Regions from separate parts of the Homo sapiens genome. Here regions 2 and 3 are each linked to region 1. A link is a contact called in ENCODE Hi-C data. All regions are on one chromosome and are shown on one strand. The core of a region is the stretch at or near the end of the contact, and the rest is flanking DNA. Distances in the headings are between cores, read along the strand shown.

The links. Hi-C counts contacts between places; a loop is a spot of excess contacts on that map. Pooled maps may share reads with other maps.
Region 2: a map of naive thymus-derived CD4-positive, alpha-beta T cell shows a loop between it and region 1 (16-fold over the local background). The contact joins the promoter of STK35 here to the promoter of PCNA-AS1 in region 1. A Hi-C loop is called at or near these places in 1 of 168 maps with a recorded cell type or tissue (naive thymus-derived CD4-positive, alpha-beta T cell), 3 of 37 single-sample maps with no recorded cell type and 12 of 50 pooled maps.
Region 3: a map of HepG2 shows a loop between it and region 1 (14-fold over the local background). The contact joins the promoter of SOX12 here to the promoter of PCNA-AS1 in region 1. A Hi-C loop is called at or near these places in 1 of 168 maps with a recorded cell type or tissue (HepG2), 1 of 37 single-sample maps with no recorded cell type and 9 of 50 pooled maps.

The regions. Positions count from the first base shown.
Region 1 is chr20:5,116,771-5,121,264 of GRCh38, forward strand. PCNA-AS1 (PCNA antisense RNA 1) reads left to right here and starts at 2,816. Exons shown (of 1, transcript NR_028370.1): 1 at 2,816-3,199. PCNA (proliferating cell nuclear antigen) reads right to left here and starts at 3,188. Exons shown (of 6, transcript NM_182649.2): 1 at 2,808-3,188; 2 at 1,999-2,096; 3 at 1,840-1,907; 4 at 700-894. The coding sequence starts at 3,028. RefSeq lists enhancers at 1,762-2,642, 2,382-2,531, 2,643-3,523, 2,972-3,141, 3,272-3,721 and a silencer at 2,722-2,781.
Region 2 is chr20:2,099,567-2,103,797 of GRCh38, forward strand. STK35 (serine/threonine kinase 35) reads left to right here and starts at 2,261. Exons shown (of 4, transcript NM_080836.4): 1 at 2,261-2,609; 2 at 3,202-3,799. The coding sequence starts at 2,316. RefSeq lists silencers at 2,147-2,336, 2,437-2,726, 2,737-2,786, 3,077-3,606, 3,627-3,676 and an enhancer at 3,022-3,990.
Region 3 is chr20:323,013-327,055 of GRCh38, forward strand. It overlaps SOX12 (SRY-box transcription factor 12), which reads left to right and starts at 2,540. Exons shown (of 1, transcript NM_006943.4): 1 at 2,540-4,043. The coding sequence starts at 2,913. The coding sequence ends at 3,860. NRSN2-AS1 (NRSN2 antisense RNA 1) reads right to left here and starts at 2,240. Exons shown (of 3, transcript NR_109990.1): 1 at 2,130-2,240. RefSeq lists silencers at 1,410-1,669, 2,230-2,539, 2,650-3,029, 3,100-3,159, 3,180-3,669 and 1 more.

The DNA of each region.
Region 1 (4,494 bases), core at 1,566-4,065:
GCATTCCAAGTAGCTGGGATTACAGGTGTGCGCCACCACACCCGGCTAATTTTTATATTTTTAGTAGAGATGGGGTTTTGCCATGTTCTTTCTATTTTGGTTAAACAAGGGCTCTCTAGGTACTCTCAAAGTTGCATGGAGTCTGCTTTCTAGCCTTAGTGAGAAGTCTCCTTCCTGTTTAACCTTTGATTCCTACAGCCTGTGACTTTGGCTAAATTGTCACTTAAGGTTGCTCAGCCTGCTTCTCCACCTTTAAAATGGGCTACCAATTGGACCCACAACATGTAAGCTAATATTAGGATTACATAAGTGCTCCAAACAGGTAGACTTTTACTCCTAACCATATCCTTCTATTGAGCTGCTGTCCTATGCTCAATTATTTGGTAAGAGAGTAAGTATCTCCAGAAAGCTAAAGGTTATACGCCTAACTTCCCAATCCTACCCTTAAGAGCCGGTGTGGACTTGATCCATAAACCACTGTTCTGTGGTATGTACACGTGCTGAATTTGTATTCCCTTCTTGCAAATATAATTCTAAATTGGATGACACTTATAAATCATTCGCAGATTTCAACAGTATCTCAATTTTCAGAAATTACTTGGGATCCAATTCTGTCTACTTTTAATTTTAGCAATTAACCTAATAAGCAGTATTATAATTCTCTTCAAACTATTTTCTTTTTACTTAAAAACTACTTACAGCTTCCTCCTCTTTATCGACATTACTTGTCTGTGACAATTTAATGTTTCCATTTCCAAGTTCTCCACTTGCAGAAAATTTCACTCCGTCTTTTGCACAGGAAATTACAACAGCATCTCCAATATGGCTGAGATCTCGGCATATACGTGCAAATTCACCAGAAGGCATCTTTACTACACAGCTGTACTCCTGTTCCTATTAAGAACAAAAATTTTCCAAAAGTTAATTGTTAGAAATTTAATGATTTGGCACCCTCACTTTCTTAAAAGGCAACACCTAAACAACTCAGAATCAATATTTTCTGATTACTTTAAAATATGACTTGCGTAATTTCTTAACAAACTCCACTCAAAAAAATAAATGGCTATTAAATGCACCATCCAGGGAACAAGAGCCTCCTCCTCCTCATCCTCCAGGGATAAAGTAAGAGAACATTAGAGTATGGCACAGAAATCATGATGGCGCAAGCAGGCCTAACTACTTTCTAAAAGAAAGCAAGAGAATATATTAGGCATTTTCAACATTCAAACATTTCTTCTCTCCTTTGGTGTTTATAAACCTAACCTGGATAAATTTCTTCCAAGTCAGCTTTAAAATCCACTTAATAAAAAGCAAGCATTCTAGAAGGAAACAAATTTTAAAAGAGGTTCATGGAAGTTAATGCAAATAGACAACTGGCAGTAAACAATAAATTTAACCTGTGAGTTTTAGACTTGTGGTGAACAACTATCCAAATACTAAAATCTCTCTTTGAAACATGCACCAGTAGATATATTTCTAGAAAAAGTTGTTATGAAGTAGGCTTAAATTATATTAACATATCTTGACGGAGGAGGATCACTTGAGGCCAGGAGTTCCAGACCAGCCTGGGCAAGACTGCCCCCACGCCCACACACAAAAATGAAAAAATTAGCCAGGTGTGGTGGGACAGGCCCGTAGTCCTTCCTAGCCACTTAGGAGACTAAGGCAAGAGGACTGCTTGAGCCCAGGAATCCCAGGTTAGAGAGAGCTATATGGCACTACTGCACTCCAGCCTGGGCAACAGAGCCAAGACCCTGTCTGTAAAAATAAACAAACATTCTATGACATAACTATCGTGCCTGTGTACAGCACTCTCTACAATGAGAAACTGATACTCACTGGAATTCCAAGTTGTTCAACATCTAAATCCATCAACTTCATTTCATAGTCTGAAACTTTCTCCTGGTCTACCAAAAGAAAGCAGATGCTTTTGAGAAATACTGACACAGAGTTTTGATTTTCTGTAGCTTCGTGACTCGGTAAAAAGGTACGACTTACTTGGTGCTTCAAATACTAGCGCCAAGGTATCCGCGTTATCTTCGGCCCTTAGTGTAATGATATCTTCATTGCCGGCGCATTTTAGTATTTTGGACATACTAGAAGACAGGAGACACATGCTTTAAAATCAACGCCGTCTGCTGAAGGGCTGTATTTCGAACGCGGTTAGAAGGGGTTACCACTCTCACCCATCAGGCCGTCTCAGAACTGGTGGAGGGTAAGCGGACTGCTGGAGGATGCCATTATTAATGCAGACGTTTTGGGACGCATCTGGCAGTATTTATACTAAAATACCACCAGCAGTGTCCCTTCTGGATAGAAACAATCTCCTGCCACTAAGTAGGATGACAGGCTGCCACATTTCTCGCAAGGGCATTATAAAGCATTTAAAGTCAACCGCGACTGAGCCGGGAGGATCGCTTGAGCCCAGAAGTTGGAGACCAGCCCGGGCAACACACCGAGACCGTCTCAGAAACAAGAAAGCCACAGCTAAAGCGTCCATTCAAGGCCAACAGGATTTAGTGAGCAAAGAGCCCTGGAACAGTGTTCCTGGCACTGCGGAAAAACCCTTGATTTTCCCGCCACCACCCGCTTTGTGACTTTGGCGCGAAAAAGCAGGTTCGCGCAGCAGCCAGCGCGGGCTTTTCCGAACCGCGCGCTCAGCTGGGCCCCACCCCACTGCGTGGCAGGCCAATGAGAAGGCGCGGATGGCCCACGCCAGCCAATGAGGGCTAGGCTCGAAAGCGCTCCCGCCAAGCACCGGAGGTGCAGGCGGGCCGGGGCCGGCTTCCCGGGGCCGCGAGGCTCACCTGGTGAGGTTCACGCCCATGGCCAGGTTGCGGTCGCAGCGGTAGGTGTCGAAGCCCTCAGACCGCAGGGTGAGCTGCACCAAAGAGACGTGGGACGAGTCCATGCTCTGCAGGTTTACACCGCTGGAGCTAATATCCCAGCAGGCCTCGTTGATGAGGTCCTTGAGTGCCTCCAACACCTTCTTGAGGATGGAGCCCTGGACCAGGCGCGCCTCGAACATGGTGGCGGAGTGGCAACAACGCCGCTACAGGCAGGCGGGAAGGAGGAAAGTCTAGCTGGTTTCGGCTTCAGGAGCCTCAGAGCGAGCGGGCGAACGTCGCGACGACCGGCTGAGACCTAGAAAGACAACGACCACTCTGCTACGCCTGCAACCGTTTAATGCCGCCGCGTCCGCAAGCGCGCGCTCTCACCCTGCGCCGCGTTGCGACGTCACCACGCTGTCCAGCCCACGGCCTTGCGGGGAAGACTTTAGGGCCAATCGTGTCCATGCTCCCCGCGAGGCCCGCCCCCTAGAGCATACATTGGAGGAAGCGGGCGCAGGGCGGGGCAGCGTCGCGCAGGTCTCCCCGCCTCTTTGACTCCTGAACCCGGCCGCAGAACAAGTCCGGGCATATGTGGAGATCGGGTCCCGGTCCCGGCTCGTCAAGCCCCAGCTTTATGGTGGCTCCTCAGCCTCCCACTACGTGGGTAGAAAGTTTCCAGCCACGAAAGTGAAAGTGAAATGCAAATCAAGCCTACCGGGAGGAAAAGCCTCCTTGCAGCCTGAAGAGAGTACAGCTGCTGCAAATATGCACTTTATTTTTCAATTACAGAATTGATGCGCTCGTAGGTGTCACAAGATAAAGAGGTGAATTGTTCTGTTAAACTTAGCTCCCTATCATCCTCTTAACATTCCCCCGCCAGCTCTTATAATCACTCAATCGTTCATTGTATAAAGCTTTTAAAGCTTTTTTAAAAGTTCGAATACACTTTTTTTTTTTCAAAAATGCACTCATTCCGTAAACACTTGGAAAAGTACTTAATAAAGTACATTTAATTTTATGCCACGTACATCTTTTATCATATCAGTACCTCTTTAAAACATAGCATCACATGTATATAACATAATTTATCAATCTCCTGTTGTTTAACTACAAACACCTTTGAGCACTTAGGCAATTTTGGTGATATCAACTCCTTGAAGTAATACAGCTGAGTCAAAGAGCGTACACATTTAATATTTTTTCTTTTCTTTTCCTTTCTTTTTGAGATGGAGTCCTGCTCTGTCATCCAGGCTGGAGTACAGTGGCGCGATCTCAGCTCATTGCAACCTCCGCCTCCCAGGTTCAAGTGAGTCTCCTGCCTCAGCCTCCCGAGTATCTGGGATTACAGGTGCCTACCACCACCCCCGGCTAATTTTTGTATTATTATTATTATTTTTTTTTAGTAGAGACGGGGTTTCACCATGTTGGCCAGGCTGGTCTTGAACACCTGACCTGAGGTGATCCACCTGCCTCGGCCTCTCAAAGTGCTGGGATTACAGGCGTGAGCCACCACGCCCAGCCAGAAATTTTCAATTGTTACAGGATGGACAGGATTTGTTGTTTCTCTCTTGCTTTCTTCACACCACTTCTCTTTAGTTACTTTTAATACCTTGGTCAGCAGAATTCTTTAGTTTTTCTACCATGTATCTAGGTATGGAGTTAG
Region 2 (4,231 bases), core at 1,011-3,510, 3.0 Mb before region 1:
GCATTTCTATATGTTAACAGTGAACAATCTGAAAAAGAAATTTAAAAAGTAATCCCATTTACAATAGCCATAAATAAAAATACCTAGGAATTAATTTAAAGAAATGAAAGATCTCTATAATGAAAACTATAAAACACTGATTAAAGAAATTGAAGAGGACACACAAAAAATGGAAAGATATTTCATGTTCATGGATAGGAAGAATCAACATTGGTTAAAATGTCCATACTACCCAAAGCAATCTAAAGAGTCAATGCAATCCCTATCAAAATACCAATGACATTCTTCACAGAAATAGAAAAAAGGTTATGGTTAAAAAGACCTTCTGATCACCATTTTGCAACTGTAATAATTGTTTCAAGCAAGAATCACCATGAATTCTGAAACCAGTGGGTAAGAGTCTAAAGAAGAGGATATTTAAATAGTCTCAAAATATCTTCCCACAGAATACTTAATAGTTACAGAAGGAAAAATCGTAACTTTATGGTAGAGTGTAACTACTCCTACACCACCTCAACCAAATGATGGAAGTTAACACCACGAATACTGGGACAAACACAATGCCATGTGCCTCCTGATGAAAGGCCCTGAGGAGGCAACTTTTTTCAGCAGTAGTCCTGCCAAAAAATGCATACCCTCTCAGAATAGCAAGGGATGGGTTGGTGGGGGGTGGGGGAGGAGAGAAAAATGGATACTCTGAAACTAATAAGAAAACACAGATGAATAAAAATTTAGGGACATTCTACAATATAACTCGCCAGTATTCTTCAAAAATGTCAAGGTCATGAAAGACAAAGAAAGGCTGGATAACTAACTGCCCTTCCAGATTAAAAGAAACTAAAGAGGCATGACAACTCAGTGCAACGTCTGATCCTGAATTGGATCCTGGGGAATAGCTATAAAGGACATTATTGGGACCATTAGCAAAATTTAAATATGGATGGAGTGTATTAAATAAAACAATTGTATCATTGTTAAAATTCCTGATTTTTGACCACTGTACTGAGATTATGCCAGATAATGTCTTTTTTTTAAGGAAACACACACATATATTTAGGATAAAGGAGTTTGATGTTGGAAACTCTAAAATGATGTAGTAAAAAAGAATATATACATTATATATGTGTGTGTGTGAATATCTATATACCGTATACTGATTTCCTTTCTTTTGGGGTATATACCATATAGATATCCACACACAATATGTATTTGTGTGTATATATACACATACACGAGAGGATATGGATATGCAGCAAAATATAACAATTTGTTATTCTAGTGGAAAAGTATATGATCTTTACGATTCTTGAAATTTATGTGTAAATTTGAAATTTAATCACAAAAAAGTTAAGAGGTTTTCAGCGACCAAATACATTATAAGAAATGGCCTGTATCCAGTGAGCACTCTTTAGCTCATTCTTTTTCTCCATCACACTTACCACTGGCAAAAATTATCCTGTGCATTTATTTAATAATACTTAACATTGTGTGCAAGGCTGTCCTAAGTGCTTTACCTGTATAACCTCTGTGGATCTTCTTACAGGTAAGGAACAAATACACAAGAAGGTTGACTAACTTGCCCAAGGCCACCCATGTGGTTTGTCTCCTGCAGTGGCACAGAACCTCAACCAAGGCAGAAACTGCCTTGTCTATTGCTCTTTCCCCAGCGACTTGGAATGGTGCCTAGCACATTACGGGTGTTCAATAAACATCTGTAGATTCAGTTAACAAACACTGGGCACCCACTAGGCCTACACTGGAATACAAAATACAGAACAAAATATTCAAAAATCTGTGCCTAAATGGGAGCTTTGGGTACTAACAGCCCCACACCCAATTAGCCTCCATCTAGGTATTTCATTTGGGTCTATCATTCCTGGGAATTAAAGCCCATTCTATCCATTTTGCAGAGGATCATTAGATAAACGGATGCTCAGGGTGGGTCAATGATTTGCACAAGATCACTGGGCTGGTAGAAGGGAAGGTCGGGATTCCAACCCAGTCCCTGAGGTTCCCAGGACAGAGCTATGAATCAAACGACCAAGACAATCACCCAGTCAGTATTTATTAGGCGCCTACTGCGGACGGTTGGTCTTCACGCAGATCAGGCGAGAAGGGATAGTGATGCGCGGGCCGCTGCGGAGACCCGGAGCCCGCCGCGGATCACGGGAATTTCGCGCCTATTTTTTGTTGGCTGGGTGTTCTCGCCAGTGATTGGGTCCCGGCAAGGCGTGCCGGTGCGCTCGGCTGCGGCTGCTCCGTCGACCTTTGCAGGACCGGGCGGTGCAGGGCTCACTCGGCTGGCGTCCCGGGGGATGGGCCACCAGGAGTCTCCGCTGGCCCGGGCGCCGGCGGGAGGTGCAGCTTATGTAAAGAGGTTATGTAAAGGGCTCAGCTGGCGCGAACACGTGGAAAGCCACGGGAGCCTAGGAGCCCAGGCTTCCCCAGCGAGCGCCGCGGCAGCAGAAGGATCCGCTACACGCCGGGCTCGGGCCGCCACCTCCCGCGCTGCTCGGTCCCGGAGGCAGCCCGGGCCCGGAGCGGACCATCCCCAGGCAGGGGCTCCAGGGGGGAAACGGGCCGCCCGGAAGTGGAGGTGCGCGGGCCAGGTAAGGGCGCCGTTGGAGGACTGAAGGCCAGCGCCGAGGCTGGAGTTACTGCCACTGCCTCCGCGCTTGGGAAGGGAAATCGGGTCCTCGGCCAGTCGCACTCCGAGAAGCCGAACTTTTCAGCCAATCCCTTCTACCCGTCGCCCTCGGGGACTTGGGTCGGTCCGCTGGGCTCCGCTAGGGCTTAATTCAATGGACTGTTTACACCCGGGCGAACACAAGGCGGGGCGCGGGGAGGAGCGTCACAGAGGGGGCCAAGCAAAGAAAAATATTTCCGCCGGCCAAATCGCGTCTCTAAGCGGTTTTCAGAAGGCGTGAAGCTTGCTGGCTCTTCTTTTTCCTATCGCTACATGACAAGCTAACAGAGAGAGCGGAGAGTTTGTGCTTTTCTTTCCGGTTCCCCCTCTGAGCTGCTGCCCAGTGGTTCGGTCTTTCCCGCTTTCCCCTCCCCTCCCCCGTTCAATCAGCGGCGGTGGCTTCCGTCTTAAAGGGGCCGCGGCGGCCGGGGGAGGAGGAGGTGGGACGCCCCGCGGCCTACGCTCCTGGCCTCCCCGCCTTGGCCTGGCCGTTTAACCGATTCTTTCGCCCGCAGGTCACAATCCAAGGTCCGGCTCCTCCGCGTCCCAGGGCCGGACGGAGGGATGAGGCAGGGGGGGCCCGGGCAGCGCCGTTGCTGCTCCCCCCGCCGCCCGCAGCCATGGAAACGGGGAAGGACGGCGCCCGCAGAGGTACACAAAGCCCGGAGCGGAAAAGGCGAAGCCCAGTGCCGCGGGCGCCCAGCACGAAGCTGAGGCCGGCGGCGGCGGCCCGGGCCATGGATCCGGTGGCGGCCGAGGCCCCGGGCGAGGCCTTCCTGGCGCGGCGACGGCCTGAGGGCGGTGGCGGGTCCGCGCGGCCGCGTTACAGCCTGTTGGCGGAGATCGGGCGCGGCAGCTACGGCGTGGTTTATGAGGCAGTGGCCGGGCGCAGCGGGGCCCGGGTGGCGGTCAAGAAGATCCGCTGCGACGCCCCCGAGAACGTGGAGCTGGCGCTGGCTGAATTCTGGGCCCTCACCAGCCTCAAGCGGCGCCACCAGAACGTCGTGCAGTTTGAGGAGTGCGTCCTGCAGCGCAATGGGTTAGCCCAGCGCATGAGTCACGGCAACAAGAGCTCGCAGCTTTACCTGCGCCTGGTGGAGACCTCGCTGAAAGGTAGGAGCACCGCGGGCCTTTCCACCCACGCAGGGCCTGGACCCCCTGCTCTCCGGACGGCTTGGCCCACACTGTTCCTGGCCTTCCTAGGCCTCAGACCTGGTCCCTGTCACCCTGTGCCCTGACACACCCTCCTTTCCTGGGCCCAGGCATTCGGCCCTCTCTTCTCAGGTCCTAAGATCAGTCCCTGGGCCTAAAGTTGGCTGGTGTTTCCATAACAAGAGCTCGTTTAAGTGCTAACCATTAACTTAATAAGTGCTCAAGAATTGCGAGCTATGGTTATTAAACGTCTTCTATTTTTAAGATCGGTTGGGGGAGTGGAGGAGGGGTCGGGTTCAGTTAGTAGCAGAACTGCGGAGCCTCCTCACCCCCGAGGGCCTCTCTCTTTCCCTCCCAAAACAAACAAAAAGAAAAAACTTGACTGGACCCACC
Region 3 (4,043 bases), core at 1,290-3,789, 4.8 Mb before region 1:
TGGCCTTAAGTGATCTGCCTGCCTCAGCCTCCCAAAGTGCTAAGACTACAGCTGTGAACCACTGTGCAGGGTCAAATGTTTATTAATGGATGCATGCATGGATGGAAGAAGGAAAGGAGGCAGGTGTGAATAATGAATGCAGCATTTTCACTGCTGAGAATAAAGAGTGAAATCCTGGTCCAAATCAGTTTGGCAGTGAGTAAGGTTAGGAACTATTCACATACATTGGAATAATAATAGCAGCAGCAGCTACAGGGTCAGAGACAGATCTTTGAGAGGCCATAAGCATTGAAAAGATTGTGGTACCTATCACACACCGTCTAAAATAAAACAAATATTTTATTTATGGGAAAAGTGTTAAGGTGTTGATAATTCCAAGAAAGCTTTTATTTGTCCTACAATCATTACTTTGATACCTTTTCTGAAATCCTAGAGCTGTCCCCACTCTGCCCATTTTTTTTTCTCATTATGGTGATGTCTCTGGGTTGCTGGTGACCTGCGTAACTATTGGGAAATCTAGTTTCTCAAAACTTTTAGTTTTTTTTTAGACAGGGTCTCACTCTGTCACTCAGGCTGGAGTGCAGCGGCTCACTGCAACATCCGCCTCCTAGGTTCAAGCGATTCTCATACCTCAGTCTCCTGAGTAGCTGGGATTACAGGTACGCGTCACCAAGCCTGACTCATTATTTTGTACTTTTAGTAGAGACAAGGTTTCACCATATCGGCCAGGCGGATCTCGAACTTCTGACCTCAAATGATCCGCCCGCCTTGGCTTCCCAAAGTGCTGGGATTACAGGTGTGAGCCACCGCGTCCCGTCTATCATAAGTTTTATTGAACATTGCCTAGGTATCAGGATGTGTTTACATGCATTATCTCATTTAATCTGTAAAACCACCATGTGAGGGAGAAACTGAATTATCCCCATTTTCAGGATAAGGAAAAGGAGGGACTGGGAATGTGAACTCAGGAAGTGTGACTCCATCGGGTAGACTGCTCAGGCTGCAGATGTAAAGGTTTTACACGTAGGCTTTTCCAGATCTCAGCTTCTGAAAGGCGGAGGGACCGTTTGGACGGGAGCAGGGCCTCCTCTTCCAAGCACCCTGTGCCTTTAAGAGTCGCCCCCTCCCTCCAGGGATGCTCCAATTTCTTTCTCCCCACCACCCCCACCCCGCCCCCCGCGCCGCGGAGCCGCACCTCGGTCCTTCCTCCCCGCCCCACACCCTCAAGCTCGGCTCTTGGCCTTCGCTCGTCCAGAAGTGGGTGAGCTGTACCGCCAGAGGCGCATTCTCCTAGCCCCAAACCATGCCCGCTACGCCCCAGCGGAATGCCACCTTAAAGACCCTAATCCGGGCACCTCCCAGCTCCTGCTTCCCAAGGGCGAGGCCTCAGCGCCCCCTCCCATCGCCCATGCTCACGACGCCGTGAAGGTGACCTCCCCCAGGGGCGGCACACGCCCAGTGGTGCCCGAACTGGCTCACACGTGGTGAGCCGGGAGCGCGCGGCCCCTCCCCGCCACGCGCCTCGTGCCGGCCACCCGGCCACGCCCCCAGGACTGGCTCCGCCCCGTGCCCCTGCACGCTTCTCCAGGCTTGGGTGGGGCGACGCGCCCAAGTCGGGCACCGGGCAGGCTACGGGGTGGGGTAGGACCTGGGAATGGCGCACCCACGCATCCTCGAATGTCGCCTGCGGTTTGTGAAAAGCGGGAAGTCCGCCCAGCTCAGGACCTTTGGCTGGCAGGCGAGGTGCCCCGCGGCCCTTGGTGCTGAGCAGGGGAGAGACAGCTGGGACCGCGAGCCTGGGAATCGAATCCTAGTCTGCGTGTCCTCGGTGCTTCCTATTTGGAAACTGGGCATCATATTATCATATTCCCTTCTCCCTCCGGATTCTTATGGAGCTTCGAACGAGATTAAATATACATATATATGAGAAAGGGATTTGTTCACTAGGTCCAAAAGCATTTGCTGGTCCCATATGTGGTCGGACCCTGTGTGTAGTAGGCGGGGGGCAACATCTACGACAACCTGAGTTCGTCCCCTTAAGAAGCTTTCCTGAGTCTTGGGCCCCCCAAATTCTCTTCTGGGATGGTCCGAAAAGACGTCCCTGAAAGAGGAAAGGGCGGAAATCCTACCTGACGGCAGGTGTCTCGGAATGAGCTAAAATTTAAAAGGCAACGCGGGGCAGGGACAAGCGTCCAGCGTCAGATGGAAGCAGGCTCGCGTCCCCTACCCTTCCTCCAACCCCTAACCTAAGAAAAGAAACCGATCTCGCCGGTCTCCCCCAATCCTAGCCGCGAGACCGCCCAGCCCCGCAGCCCGAGCCCCGCCCCGCTCCGGCGGCCAGCGATTGGGAGATGCAAATACCGGCTTCTCTGCCCAGCAACGGGTGACGCGGCGCCCGAGCGCGAGGCGGGGCCCGGCCGCAGCCCAAGCGGGCACCTCGGTGTTTACACGGGGCGGCCCCGCGCGCGCCGCAGCGGCCCGCAGACGGCGAGGGGGAGGGGTGGTGCGCGCGCCGGCGGGGCCGCGCGGGGAGAAAGACACTGAAAGGCGTCGGCGGCCGGGCGGGGAGCGGCGCGCGCGGGCCGCGGCGGAGCCAGAGGCTGCAGGAAGAGCCCGCGGGGGCCCGGAGGGTGCGATTCCTCGGCCCCCGCAAAACAATGTGTGTTGTGAGCCAGGACGCAACTTGCCGGAGGCGGCGGGGGCGCGCCGAGCCCGCCTGAGACCGCGCTGACCTTCTCCCCCCGCCGTCCGTTGGGCCCGAGCGCCCAGCTCCTCGCTCCCCAGTTCGCGGGGGCCGGGCCGAGCCGCGGGGCGGGGCCGCCCCTCCGTCGCCGCTGCCTCCTCCCCCACCCCCAGCCGCGGAGGATGCGGACGGCCCCCGGCGGCGTCTAGCGGCCCCGGGCCCAGGCGCGATGGTGCAGCAGCGGGGCGCGAGGGCCAAGCGGGACGGCGGGCCGCCGCCCCCGGGACCCGGGCCGGCCGAGGAGGGGGCGCGCGAGCCCGGCTGGTGCAAGACCCCGAGCGGCCACATCAAGAGGCCGATGAACGCATTCATGGTGTGGTCGCAGCACGAACGGCGGAAGATCATGGACCAGTGGCCCGACATGCACAACGCCGAGATCTCCAAGCGCCTGGGCCGCCGCTGGCAGCTGCTGCAGGACTCGGAGAAGATCCCGTTCGTGCGGGAGGCGGAGCGGCTGCGGCTCAAGCACATGGCGGATTACCCGGACTACAAGTACCGGCCGCGCAAAAAGAGCAAGGGGGCGCCCGCCAAGGCGCGGCCCCGCCCCCCCGGTGGTAGCGGTGGCGGCAGCCGGCTCAAGCCCGGGCCGCAGCTGCCTGGCCGCGGGGGCCGCCGAGCAGCGGGAGGGCCTTTGGGGGGCGGGGCGGCGGCGCCCGAGGACGACGATGAAGACGACGACGAGGAGCTGCTGGAAGTGCGCCTGGTCGAGACCCCGGGGCGGGAGCTGTGGAGGATGGTCCCGGCGGGACGGGCCGCTCGGGGACAAGCGGAGCGCGCCCAAGGGCCGTCGGGCGAGGGGGCGGCCGCCGCCGCCGCCGCCTCCCCGACACCGTCGGAGGACGAGGAGCCGGAGGAAGAGGAGGAGGAGGCGGCAGCGGCTGAGGAAGGTGAAGAGGAGACGGTGGCGTCGGGGGAGGAGTCGCTGGGCTTTCTGTCCAGGCTGCCCCCTGGCCCGGCCGGCCTGGACTGCAGCGCCCTGGATCGCGACCCGGACCTGCAGCCTCCCTCGGGCACGTCGCACTTCGAGTTCCCGGACTACTGCACCCCCGAGGTTACCGAGATGATCGCGGGGGACTGGCGCCCGTCTAGCATCGCAGACCTGGTTTTCACCTACTGAGCCCACCGTCAGCGGGGCGCGCACGCCCCCAAACCAGCTGTTTACATACAGGAATCAGGTATTGGGGCCCCTCGGAGGCCGAGGCTGGCACCCCATCTCCCGCGCAGCCTGCCCCCTCCTGGACGTGCCCATCCCCCCTCAGATCCAGACATGCCCCTCCCCCGCAGACACACCCCAAGGCAG